3 separate regions of the Mus musculus genome follow, and regions 2 and 3 are each linked to region 1. A link is a loop called in an ENCODE intact Hi-C map of the cell type or tissue named here. Cell type or tissue: heart. All regions are shown on one strand. Links, peaks and the distances in the headings refer to the core of each region. The heading gives the core; the rest is flanking DNA.

Region 1 (4,534 bases), core at 1,191-3,690:
CAAGCCCGGGAGCTCTGGTCTGAAGGCTCACACGGCCTGGGGACAGGGGCTGAAAGCAGCAGCCTTCGAGCAAAGTCCTAGGACCCGGAGGCCCTACACCGCCCCGCCCCGCGGGTCACCGGGGCGCGGTGGCTGCGAGCCCCTCGGCCGTCAGCCGCCGACTCCTCCACCCCGCTCCGCTGCCCCCGCGGTTCCCGTACTGCGGCAGTGGGGTGCAGCAGGTTGAGGCTCTACGGCTCCCTCAGTCGCTGCCCGGGAGCAACACCCCGAGAACAGGTGTGCCCCCGCTCGCTCGGTGCCGGGACCCAGTGCAGCGCCGCTACCCGAGTCCTCGGATTCCCCCTCCAGGCCCCGGAACGCAGCGATGGAACTCACGCCACTTAGCCCCGGGCTCCGCCGGCCGGGAGGAATCGGAACGGGAAACGCCCGGCGCGCTTTTTCTCCACGCTCTTTTCTGCCTTTACACTTTGCTCATTTTCCCTTTGCGAGAAAAGCCGGGGGGCTGTGTGCAGGGCCCCAGCTAGCTCGGCTGCCCCCCCGGTTCTACTCACTGCCTCCTTCCTGCTAGCCCTCCTTCTATTTTTATTCCCCCCCCCAAAAAAAACCCTAAAATGCGTCTCAGGCGGAGGCCACAGTGGAGGCGGGAGGTAGGTCGTGGCTGCAAGACGTCGTGAGCAGAGAGCGCCTGTGCTTTCCCTTTCAGCTGCTTCTGGGGCAGCGAAGGGGCGCAGGAGAAAGACCTGGGACGACACAGGCCACCCAGACAGAGCCGCGCCCCATCCGGGTGGCCCTGGCCCTAAGCACTCCAGCCACCCGATGTGCGTCCGGCCCCCCCGGCCCAGGCCCCGGGGCCTTGACTAGAGCGGTGACCCGGACCAGAGAAGGCAGTGCGTTCTTAATGGGAAGGGAGAATGTGTCCTCTGCTTTCCAACACCCCGAGACCTCGTCACCTCGGGGCTCCAGCACGCCCTGGCGGGCCACGGTCACCCGGGCCTCGAGCTCTTGCCGGGGATACTGTAGCGCAGGACGAACCTCGCATCCCTAGATGGCCTCGCCACCGTGGGCGGCCTCGCCCGGGGGGCCATACGGAAGCTCTCTGCCCAAGTTTGTTGTGCCCTGGAAGAAAAGCCTTTCTCTTACAAAACACAAAGGCGAAACGCCCAGGCCGAGCCCTGAAAAGCTTCGGGTTGGGGGTGGGGGGGCGGCCGGAGGCTCCGGCGCGCGGTGGCTGGGACGGGCTCCGCCGGGCGGAGGAGGTCGCTCGGCCCCGAGTGACGAGCGCGGCGGCGGTGGCCGCAGGACTGCAGCAACCGGCGTGCTCGCTGAAAAGTTTTGCTCTCAAGTCGGAAGAAGAGAAATTGTTACTCAGTTTAAGGCAGGTAGAAGATGTAAAAAAAAAAAAAAAAAAAAAAAAAAAAAAAAAAAAAAAAAAAAAAAGAAAAAAGAAAAGAAAAGAAAAGAAAAAAAGAAAAAGAAAAAACACCACACACACAAAAAGCAAGCTCGTGATTTTACAAGATCGTCCTCCCACCTCGCTCCTTATAATCGCTGGAAGAGGGGATCCCGCCCCCCCACCCCCAATCCCAGGAGACCGGCACGGAACGCGTTACTCTAAGGCCGGCCAGTCCAACCCAGTGGAGCTGGGAGTTTACCGGTTACAGATAGCACGGTTCACCTCAGTGGCAGCACCTGCCTTCATCCTGCAGGCGGAGGTTTTCCCCATCCCACCCCCACCGCACCCCCCGGCTCTCCTTCTCCATCCTTCACACCCGTCCTCGTCAGGAAAAAGTAAGCCGAGCCTCTGGGGACCCCAAGGCTCCGGAGCCTGCGGGGTACCCCACCGGGTCGGCAATGTGTTGTGCGGCTGGGATCGTTTCTCAACAGATCGCCCCTTTCCTATCCCGCCCGCCGCCTGAGAGTCCCCACTGAGTAACACTCAGACCGGGCCCGCGGAAATCACAGCGGGGTGCACCGGGAAGCCGGGCAGGAGAGCTTACTCGCGGTCGACCCAAACAAAGTGGAAATGGGGCTTATAAAAAGATGGAGAAGTCCTGCTCCCTTCCCCTGGCTATCCCCCTCGCCCTCCCTACTTGTCCAATTCCAGCGTCTGGTCCCTCCCCCTTGCACCCCCCAAATAAAACACATTAAGGAAAACTCAAGACGGAAAGTTTGAGTGAGGCAGCGCACTGAGCGCGCCGGGCACCGACAGCCAAGGAGGCTCGGTCGCCAAGATCTAAGACGCGGCAGTGCAGGTCCCAGTCCCTGTCCCTGTCGCAGGGGAGCCGCCCGAATCCCTGGGAGACCAACCCCGAAAGTTAGCCAGGTTCCTCAGCAACCCGGCCACCCTCGCGCCCACCCCTCTTGTGTACGCACACGCATCCACACCCCTTTCTGGGCTCCGTACTTGCCGTGGAAATTCCTGGGGAGAACGATCGCACTTTTCAGGACACCAAGGTAAGAAGACGGAGAGTGTGGTGCATGAAAAGTCCCGGGTGCGCAGAGCCGGCGGGGGCAGCGGCGGCGGTGGTGGCGGCAGCGGCAGCAGCAGCAGCAGCAGGCGGCTGGCCCCGGGTTTGTGCTCGCGAGCTGCCTGGGATTGCATGTACAGATCAAGAGACTCTGTTGGTGTGAGAGAAGAGCAGTGCTGCCTCTCAGCGCTGGCTCTAATCAGTGAATGAGCCTCCACTCTCCCAGGGACTCGGAGGCGCACACACACGCGCGCGCGCACACACACACTCACACACACATGCACGCACACATTCTCTCACACTCACACACATACAGGCACTCTGAGCACTGAATACATTAGGGTACTAAGGGACTCTGGGAAATGGAGTCCAGACCCCGGGCACTCCGGGAGAGCAGCCCTGGCTGCCCTCACTAGAGGGCTGGATGGTCTTAGGTGGCCCGCCCAAGTGGAAACTAGAGAGGTCTTTTGCCTTTGTTTACATCTCTCCTCCTTTCCCTTCGGAGAAATCTGACTGACCGCGATTCTTTTTTGAACTAAAGTGACCAAGGGGAAATGGCTAAATCTTTTAAGCCTGACGTCAGGGCTGCTCGCTGACCACCAAACCTTGGCTCCAACATAAAACTCTACCCTTTCCCCCCCACCCCCCGCCCCCGAAAGATCCTACCTGCTGTGTAGTGCTTCGAATGTTTAGTGCTTTGAATATTACTTTGGGTCTTTGCCTATAAAAATAAAATTGTAAGTGAATATGAATAAAACTGACATTTAGACAGAGAGGAAAAGGGGCCTAGTTTAACACCCAGATTTGTGAATAAAAATTTCCCTGGTGTCACTGATGTTTATAATATAGTTCTTTCTCTTCAAATTGTTAATTCATGAGGTATAAAAAGATATATTGGGGAAATAGAGAATTAACATTATTGAGAACCTTCTAAGACCCAAGCTATGAGTCCAAATGTCATTCCACAATCTCATTTAGCCCTTTAATTCTGGAGATAATATTTCTAGTTTTTAAAAAGAAGAAACTGAGGCTGGGTTTTGTGACTTACTTCTAGGTACACAGCTAACAGGGAAGGCAGGTAGGCCCCGCTGAGAAGGCAAAGCCCAGCTGAAAGCTAATCCTGGCCTCTGAAGTAATTCCTTTGTTTTGTGGCTTGGTTTCTAAAAAGTCAGGTTTCTCATCTGGAAAAAATTTCTCTTCCCTAGGATACATGAGGATAATCCATCCTGCGAAGAACCTCCCAGGATTATAGTCTAAACCAGAATGAGACCAATATTCCATTCTGATGTGACTTTTTCGTCCCTTTTTCTCATGTTTAACATGTGCTTAAGTTTGTATAGAACTGGGCTCTGTGGTTGATGCCTGTAATCCCAGCACCCAGGAGGCAGATGCAGGAGGACTGCTGAAAGTCCCAGCACAGCCTGGTCTACACAGGGAGTTCTAGGCCAGCCAGGGCTAGGAGTGAGACTCTCAACAAAAGGTACTAGCTAAGTTCCTGTGTGGTGATTACACTTAAAATGTTTAATTAGCAGCTCTTTAAATGAGCAGCTAATAGGCTCACCTAGACTTCTGTGACCATGACTACCTCCATTCACAGGATTCAATTGGCTTAGGGACTTCTAAGCCTCTAGCCATACCAGTCATGCATTGGCACTATTGTTAATTAGACTGCTCTTTTCTGTTGAGTTATAAACGTTATGTGGGCAAGAACTATGCTTGATTTTTTTTTCAAGAGAATCATCTAAGTATCTGACAATGTCAGTATATAGGAGTATTAAAAATGAACAGATACAAGCCAGGCAGTAAAGGCTCTCACCTTTAGCCAGACAGGAGACAGAAGCTGTCAGATCTCTATGAGTTCTAGGTCAGCCTGGAGTACAGGGAGAGTTCCCAGGACAGCCAGAACTATATAGAGAAACTGTCTCAAGAACAAACAAACCAAAACAAATATGCCTTGAATGTGCAAGGCCATGGCTTAGATTAAAACAACAACAACAACAACCAATGACAACAAAACCAAACCAACACCCCCACCACCCCCAAATCCCACAGAACTCCTGTCCCTA
Region 2 (4,534 bases), core at 645-3,144, 150 kb before region 1:
TGCTTCTGATCCTGGATTGCACGATTTCCAAAATACCCAACCTTTAGTCTCCTTCAGTGGGTTCTGGTCACTTCTTTTTCCTGACCTGGTGTCTCCACTGACTGACTCCAAGCAGTTGCTTTGCTTAGGCACCACCTTGGTTGTCTTGATCCTGCCTGCCACCTCCCTTTTTCCTTCTTTCCATTTTTTCCTTCCTTCCTTTTTCCTTCCTTCCCTTTTTCCTTTTCTTTCTTTCTTTGTTCCTTATAATTTATGTATTTTTATTTTATGTGCATTGGTGTTTGGCCTGCATATATGCCTGTGTAAGGGTGTCAGATCCCCTGGAACTGGAGTTACAGACAATTGTGAGCTGCTTTGCTGGGAATTGAACACAGATCTCTGGAAGGGCAGCCAGTGCTCTTAACCACCGAGCCATCTCTCCAGCCCCCACCTCCCTTTTCATGTCACAGGACTCCACTTATAAGACCTAGGCAAATCTGACAACACAGCTTGCCTCCTTCCAAGCCTTCAAGAGCTTCCACAGTTCTCCACATGAGGAAGATGAAGTCTGAACTCCTTGTACCCGACTCGTGGGATTGTAGTAAGGAATAAGAGACAACGCACATGTAGCACTTGGACTGTGGGCTGGGGCATTTAGGCTTTCAATTAACAACACTCACCGCGGTATGTTATTATATGATTTACAACACGTTGCCATTATACTATAAACTGTCCCCTCATGTGCGGGAGTGCGTGTCTTTCTCTTCAGGCACTTTTCATGCTGCTTCGCCCCCGCCTTCTCCTTCGAGAGCCTGGCCTATCTCTGTCCATCCTACCTGGCCTGGCTTCCACTGGTAGGGCCCTTACCACCATCATCTGATCTCTCATTTCTCTCTCTGGAGTACTTCTCCCCAGCAGAGCACCAGAGAGAGTCCAGAGAAAAACGGTGTTCTTTGACTGAAAGACACTCAGTGTTGTAGAGAAGGAGAGGACCCAGATTCTTACAGGAAGTAGCTGATGCAGAAGCCGGAAGCTGACCATGGGGCACAGACACCAAGAGGGTTAAGAAGGTGTTGAGTCAGAGATCCAGCTGGAAGAACAGCTGGTTTGGCTGTGGTAGAGGCTCACAGGTTAGGAGGAAGAGAAAAGGGACTAGACAGGGGTGTTGCAAGAAATGAGGGATAAATTTTAAAATGCAAGTCTCGTCACTAAATATCATCATCATCATCATCATCAGACACAGTGTCTCATATATCACAAGCTAGCTAAAAATGACCTTGAAGTCTGCTACTCCTGAACTGCCCCAATGCTAAGATCACAGGTATATAGCACCATGCTTGATCTGTGCAGGGCTGGGGACAGGACCCAGGGCTCAGTGCATGCTAGGTAAGCTCAACTGACTTATACCCCCAGCTCCAACACATACGCTGAGCATCTACTTCAGGCCGTGAAGCAGACGCACAGCCGGGTAGTGAGAAAACAGCAATTACAGTACAGGCTGTGAGCACTGTAGCAGCGGTGGTGCCAAGGCATGGGCTTCTAGAACAATCTCTTCCCTGCTAAACTTCAAGAGAGCGCCCACAAGCACTTCCTGGGCACCTGCTCTGTGCCAGGCACACTGCTGGCTGCTGAAGACTTCCAGTGCAAGAGTGACCAAGATGATTTCTGCCACCTAGTGGGAGGAGACAGCTATGCTTAAAAATGCCACAAAGGCAGTCAAATGTCACATGTCCCCAGACTGCCTCCTCTTCCATTTAATGTGATAGGAGTCATTATCATCTAATTCCTCAAGCTAGAAGCCCGGATATTATCTACGACCCCAAGATTTATGCTTTAGACAAACCATAAAACATCCGGTAGAGGATGGGTTAGAGGGCGAGGAGGCTGGAGGCAGGAAGACCAGCTGGAGGCCCAGGCAGTAATTTGGTGTGGTGTGCAGCAGTGGCTTGGACTAGGTAGGAGTCCTGGAAGCACAGGGATGTGGGCTGAGCTGAATGACTGATTACACATGGAGGAGGAGAAAGAAAGAGTTGAAAATAATTCTAGGCTTCCGTTTGGGTGCCCAAGACTGTGGTACCATTGAAAGCAATGAGAACCAAAAAAGGGATAAGTGCAGTGTGTGAGCCTGTGTGTGTGTGTTTAGGCATGTGTGGTGTGTGTGTGTGTGTGTGTGTGTCTTTGTGTATATGTGTGTATGGAGGCATGTGGTGTGTGTACCTCTGTGTGTATATGTGTATGTGACTGTGTATGACTGTGTGTGTGTGCCTCTGTATGTATATGTGTGTATAAGTGTGTGATATGGGTGTGTGCCTCTGTGTGTGTATATGTGAGTATTTATAGGGTGTGTGTGTGCCTGTATGTGTGTATGTGGTGTGTATGTATGTGTAAATGTGTATGTGTCTCTGTGTGTGTACATGTGTGTGTGTATGTGGTGTGTGTATGCCTCTGTGTGTATGTGACTGTGTATGTAACATGTGTGTGCTTCTGTGTGTGTGTGTGCCTCTGTGTGTGTATGTGAGCCTGTGTGTATGTGGTGTGTATGTGGTGTATATGTGGTGTGTATGTATGTGGTGTATGGGTAAGTGGCTGGTTATGTATGTGCCTTTGTGTGTGTGTATGTGTGTGCTTCTGTGTGCCTGTGTGTATGTGCTATGTACGTGTGTGCCTGTGTGTGTGAATCTGTGTGTATGTGTGTGTGTATAGACCAGGCTTTGACACTAGCTGTCTTCCTCAGTTATTTTCTACTTACTTCCTATTTATTTATTTTTCTAAGGGTGAAATTTAAACATTTTTACTATACTTATTTACTATACCTATATGTGTACATACGTGCATGTGCTGTGGTGTATGTGTGAAGGTCATCAGATAACTTCTGAGATACAGGCCTCTCCTTCCACCATGGGGTCGGGGGATCAAACTCAGGCAATTGCACTTGGCAGCAAACACCTTTATCCACTGAGCCCTCTTACCAGCCACCTTCATTTTGAGATAAGGTCTCTCATTGAACCTGGAGCTTACTATATCAGCTGGCCGGTGTGCTTCTAAAGACCTACCTTCCTCCCCAGCGCTGGGGCTATAGACATGGCACATAACTTTACATTGGTGCTGAGGACCCAAGCTCGGATCTTTAGGCTTGTGCAGGAACTTTAATGACCAAGCCATCTCTCTAACCCAAGTAAGTGCTCTATTCTATGAAGAGCGTCTTGGATATCTCTATGGGGAGATGTCAGGAGGCTGATCTGGTTGAAGCTAAGATCAGAATCACTGGCCTATTAGAGTATCAGTTATACAAGAGACGAGGTCACTCAGGGTTAGTGTGTGCAGAGAAAGGCAGAGCAAAACATCTATTCATCCAACCAATTTACCAAGTACCTACTATGCTTCAGCTCCTATTCCAGGTGCTGCAAATATCAGTGAACACAGAATGTCACCTTCTGCTGAAGGCAGAACAACAGGGACGTTTTCAGACAGGGACAAGGGCAAAGGAAAAAGTAATGCTGAACACGAAGGTTGGCCACTGTGAAAAAAACCATCAGAGTAGTCATGAGGGGTGACTGAGCAAAAGTTAGCATGTCCAAAGCTCCTGTGCATTCAAGGAGCAGGAAGGCAAGCCCAGAGGTCAGGACATGTGGGATGGAAGCAGAAATGGGGCGAGAGCTCAGGGACGGATAGGGAGCAGACCAATGGGTGCTGTGGACCAAGGTAAGGACACTGGACTTTACACTCCGGTTACAGGAAGGGCTAGAAAATCTAGATCAGTATTGCTGGAGAATTTCTTTCATGTTATCAGGGAGTACTGGACTACTGTGAAGATCACAGAGTATAGGACAGGTAGGAAAGGAAGAAGGAAGGCCATCTCGATGCAGCCGCCATTGCCCTCTAAGCAGGGAAGGTGGCAAGAAGTCTGAACACTTTTCCCGTTTGCTGACAGATCTGCTCAGTGAGGTAAAGAGAGGCAGCCAGACCCAGAGGTGAGTTAGAAAGGAGACTTCGGCTTTCGTTTCTGTTCCGTTTAATCACGTGGGACAAGAACATTGCCTGACCACTCTGTCCTTCACTTCCATTAAGGAGGCTAATATATATGGAGTGCCTCCTGCGTGCAAGCCTCCTCTAGCTGCTAAGCGGTCAGGGAGGAATGTGACAGAGAGCTTCAGTTCTAGTAGGGGAGAAAACAAGAACATTTTTCTTCTTCTTTTTTGGGAACTGAGAATAAAACCCAGGGGCTTGTGAATGCTAGGCCATCACTTCACCACTGCACCTTCACCCATTCTAAAAACAAGCAACTTTAATGAATGATGAATATTATGAAAATATTCTATCAGATGACAAGGGAAGTGGCGATCACCAGACAGGGCTATTTAAAAAACCCTCTGGACAGGCAGCACTCATGGTGAGTGAGGACAGGGACAAGGGCCCTTTCTAGTTCAGCCTCTTCAGCTCTGTAAGATGCCCGCTGAGACGGCGGGCAGAAAGCACATTGCAAGACCAGGGACAAATGGCATCTCAGTTTTATCCTACTTTCCCCCAGGGCCCCAAATCATCCCATCAGTCCCAT
Region 3 (4,534 bases), core at 645-3,144, 140 kb before region 1:
TTTGTTTTGTTTCCATTTTTAAGTTGATTTGACTCACAACCCTGGTGGCTGGAAGGTCCAACCAGCACAAAGCTTGCTCCCAGACTGTGTCATCACAACACAGCGTAGAACAGAAAGGCCATGTGCAAATGGGGCCAATTTAGTCTAGTGAAAACTAAGTCTAGCACACCAGCATTAATCCCTTCCGGTGGCAATGCCCTGCCTGCAGGCGCCAGCTCTGCAAGGTCCTGTTACCTCTTCATGTTGCCAAGCTGGGGACCAGCCTCACGCCCACGCATCCCAGGGAGTCAAACCTGCACAGCACCGAAGCTCTGCACATCTGCACATCACTGATAACTATCTGACACTGTCACTGATTCACAAATCTCAATGGGCTCCGCCCACTTTCAGCACTGCCTGAGCTTCCTTCAGGATCCCGGGAGTCTGCCTGCCTCCTTCACATCCTTTCCCAACACTTCTTTTCATGGCTGAACTCTTCAAACTGCCCTTTAAATCCATGTCTTTTGGTCTAGAAATTCTCACATGCTGTGGCATGTGTTATGTTTGTATATGTGCATGTGTGTACACATGTCCCAGATGTGGACACCAGGTATCCTGCTACATCAATCTCTGTCTTATTCTTTTGACACAGAGTCTGGCACTGAACATGGAACTCACTGTGATTTCTGGTGGGCTAGTTGGTTAGCTAATATGCTCAGGGATCCCCCCAGCCCCTCCATCTCCCCTTCTCAGTGCGGGGGGGGGGTGTTATGTGTTTAGTCTGTCACGTCCAACTTTTCTGTATGTGCTGAAGGTCTGAACTTGGATCCTTACACTTGCCCAGTGAGTGTTTATGCCCACAAGCCTTTCCCCAGCCTTAAAACATTATATTTTTAAAAAGACATGCTCAAAGATCTTCAGGAATATGGCCTTACTTTTTGCACTGGTTAGCTCAGTGTTTTATCACACCAGTTTACCATAATGTACTTCTTGGTGTCTGTATATTATAGAGCATAAACTTTAGGTCAGGACTCATGCCTTAGTCATTTCCCTATCATGAGTTGGGTATCACTGTTTGATGAACAAAAGAGCTAATGAAGAATTATGATGGCGACATTCCACGAGGTTAGGGTTGTGGAAAGGAAGGGAGGGCACGTGACTCCGTGCTCGCACAGTACCTAGCAGGTGACTAGGGCTCAGCAACCATTGGTTGAACAAATGGATGAGACCGTTGAGCCAAACCGCATTCTGAAACTTGAAGATACCACTCCATGGTTCTGCTTACATTTCCTGCCAACATCGGTTCTCTGACCCATGTGGCCACGGCTACCTCGATACCTTCCTGTAGCCACACTGATGAAGCAAGGAACACTCAAACGGTTGGGTAACCCTGAGGCTGTTTTCCTTGTTTGGAAACAGTACCTGTTCCTCTCGTCCCAATACCTGAATGGAGAGAGAGGCAGAATTGCATCCATTCAATTAGCCCCCAACCAGACCTTAGGGATGGGCAAGCTCCTTTCTACTTACCAAGGACTGGTTTCACCCACTCTCCACTTAACAGGGGCTCTTGTGACAATGTCATCAGGTACTTATAGGCTTTTGAAGGCCACCCTTCTCTGAGATCTGCTGGGGCCACCAGGATGGTCACTGAGAAGGACAGAAGAAGCCACAGAGCCAGGGAGCCAGGGCAGCACTGGAGAGCTGCGCTGGGCCTGGGTTGAGGAGGGCTTTGGAAAGCTTTAGCTCTGACTTGGAAAAACATTTCCTAGAGGAACTCAGGGCTCATGCAGCTGGATACTTCAGTGAGTATCTGGATACATGCACTTTCCTGTAAGCATGGTACACGCCCCCTGGCTTAGCAGTGGACAGAGAAATGACGTCCCAGTTCTTCAACAGTTATGTTCTTAGAACAAAGACAATGTCTGGGATAAGAAAAGTGGGCCTGCTCTAAAGTGGGTTGAGACCCTAACTTCCTACAGCCAAAGTCTCTGCCCACTGTCCCACAGATAGAGCAACTCTCCAAGTCTACCTTCCTTCTGCCTTCCCTCGCTTAAGACAGAGCGGGCCCCACACACCTGCTCCAGTACCTCCTCCTCCTCCTGGGCCAGCCTGGAAACTCCCCGGAGATGGTGCCTGCCTGGCCTGCTGGAGCTCTCCGGATCTCTCTCGGTGCTGTGGGCCTTCCCTCCTCCTTTCTCATCTCTATATATCTGTCTAATGAACATTTCAATAAGCCGAGCGCAGCTTTTTCCACTTAATAAGCAGAGTGCTGACTTCATTGCGGGTTTGCTCCTCACTTATCTGTTCAGGGCCTTAAATCATTCGCAGGAAACGCTTGGCAAAGTGAAATCTGGTATCTTGGCCATGGGTCCCTCCTGTCAGCACCTGCCCTTCAGGGCCCGGGGAATGCCCTGTTCCCACAAACCACCACGAGGGTGGAAATGAAACTCCCATAAGCCAGAGACCAGAGTCTGAGGCTGACAACGCCTAAAAGAGAAATGTTACATACACAATTGCCTACAGAACAGCTGAGGAGGTCAGGGGCGGGTGTGATGAGGCCGGAGATACTACCTCTAGGAGATGATGTTTAAGCTACAATACGCAAAGCCTCCGTGAAACTGGGTGCTGCGTAACCCGGGAGAGCCCAAAGCAGTCCAGAGACTGGGCACTGCTGTTACATGCGATGCTGCATGTTCTATGTTGAGACTATAACAAAGGACATGGGTTTTGGGATAGGACTTCCTGGGTCTGGATTCTAGCACTATGAAGTTAACTAGCTGTGTGACCTTGGAGATGTTACTGGACCTCTCTGAGCTTCATATTCATATCTTTCTCTAACCAAACGGGGTTAAAATATTCACTCTGTAGAGCTGCTGTACAGATTAAACTTGAGTCTCAGCACAGAGAATACATCAAATGCCTGACATCTAGGTCACAGCCAATAAGCAGTAGTATTACCATGAATGATACTGTCATATGTCTTGAACCTTTTCCCCAAGTCTGAGACGAGGACCTTGAAGGCTGAGGGGTCTTCCGCTTTCTGTGTCTGAGCAGGCAGACAGGAGCAGACAGAAGAGACCTACATTTCACGGACAACCAGAAGAGTGCCCCCGGCTCCCGGCTAAGGTGTGGCTCTCCTGTCATTGTCTGTGTGGTGGGGGCTGGGCTAGGGAGGTTCTTCTCCAGCTTCCATCTGGTTTTAGCTGGCAGGAAGATTTCAGGGCAAAAGGACACAGACTCAATTAAACACGGACAAGCGCAAGGCAAGGCCTTTTGTGATAAACACATCAAACTCCCTCCCCACTCCTCAACTCTGCATGGTCAGCCACAGTTCTGGCAGAGAACCTGGAAATCCTTCATTTAGACAGCTCCAACGGCTGTTGGCCAAGAAGCTAAGACAACTGTGAATAAGATATCAAGAAGGAACACATACTTCTCAAGCTAGCCAGCTGGATGGGTCTACCTGCCGGGCTCGGCTCTGTCCTGGTACCCTATCCCGGGGAGATCCAGGGCTGCAAAACCTCTTTAAGTAGTTAGATCGAATGTCCCATTCTTAAGCCTGGACATGGGAAGACCGCAGGGGACATTGAGGGAATGCCAAAGGGGCAGCAAGGGCGTACATATTCATTCACAAAACCCCATGCCACAGGCAGAGTGGGTTTGCTTTGAACCCAGAGCACATGGGGAGTGGAGGGGGGGGGAATCAAAGTGGCTGCTGTTTTACGCAGTGGCCAGGGAACTTAAGAAATTCATTATCCCCAGTGGTAGCTCTAGCAGAAAGCGTAAATGAATTGAAAAGTATTTGGACAAGGCTATGAAAGACACAGTCACATATATCCCTGAATCAGGGTTTGTTCAGTGCGTGAATAAATGAATATGGATGATCTTAGTTTTCAAGGTATTTCAATCCAGTGGAATAAATATTCATGGGGTGCCTACTGTGTGCAAAGCATTGTGCAGGACATGAGGCTGAACAGTTTCTGTCCAGAAGTTTACACTTTTATGAGGGGATTAGAAAGGACGATGTCAACACGGGGTGGACTCGGTATATCTGTTGTAAGAAAACACAGGGGACTCCGGGAGGGCCAGGAAGGGAGAGATTCCACGGGGTTTAACGAAGGTGACATGTGAGACCAGCCTTGAACAGCAAGCTGCTTTTCAGCAGGTGAATATGGAAATAAGGGCAAACTAGAAAGAAGAAATGACAAGCCCCGAGAACTGGGATGTGTGGAAAAAATGAAGGACAATTTAGGTGGGAATACAGTGAGAGGGAGGGAGAGGGGGAGGGGAGAGAAAGGGGAAGAGGAGAAGGAGAGAAAGGAGGAGGAGAGGGAGAAGATAGATGGGAAGAGAACAGTTATGTTAAGAGAGAGGGGCAAAGAAAAATGTGGTCCACCCTCTAGGGTGTCTCAGAATTTTCAAGGCAAAAGCTCTGCGTTCCCATGATAATCAGGTCCCGAGAGGATAGGGGGCAGGCAGCTGCTAGTAGCTCTCAAATTTAAGGCTCACAATAACTAGTCGATTTCCGAGCTAAGCAGAAAGAACTTCAGTTCAG

What was found. Hi-C counts contacts between places; a loop is a spot of excess contacts. Peaks named below come from ENCODE experiments on the same cell type or tissue, not always from the same donor. Only the 100,000 strongest peaks of a DNase experiment are listed, where the experiment ranks them.
Region 2: a loop joins it to region 1, with 1.8 times the contacts of the local background. A loop is called at or near these places in 3 of 42 quality-filtered maps.
Region 3: it touches region 1 in a loop (1.9-fold over the local background); 3 of 42 quality-filtered maps call a loop at or near these places.

Annotation. Positions count from the first base shown.
Region 1 is chr4:117,494,275-117,498,808 of GRCm38, forward strand. It overlaps Rnf220 (ring finger protein 220), which reads right to left and starts at 2,778. Exons shown (of 15, transcript NM_025739.3): 1 at 2,409-2,778. It overlaps Gm12827 (a long non-coding RNA gene), which reads left to right and starts at 1,463. Exons shown (of 5, transcript XR_868034.2): 1 at 1,463-2,454. In heart, for the core only: a CTCF peak has its summit at 2,649; a DNase peak (open chromatin) is centred at 2,707; H3K4me3 peaks cover 1,963 bases; H3K27ac peaks cover 1,646 bases; H3K27me3 peaks cover 409 bases.
Region 2 is chr4:117,344,582-117,349,115 of GRCm38, forward strand. The region is part of intron 2 of Rnf220 (ring finger protein 220); the gene reads right to left. Among named protein-coding and RNA genes, the nearest start is that of Gm40231, 27 kb to the left of the region's middle. In heart, for the core only: a CTCF peak has its summit at 1,651 (motif pointing left); no DNase peak of the experiment used is centred there; H3K27me3 peaks cover 389 bases.
Region 3 is chr4:117,357,768-117,362,301 of GRCm38, forward strand. All of the region lies in intron 2 of Rnf220 (ring finger protein 220), which reads right to left. Among named protein-coding and RNA genes, the nearest start is that of Gm40231, 41 kb to the left of the region's middle. In heart, for the core only: a CTCF peak has its summit at 1,757; a DNase peak (open chromatin) is centred at 2,214; H3K27me3 peaks cover 733 bases.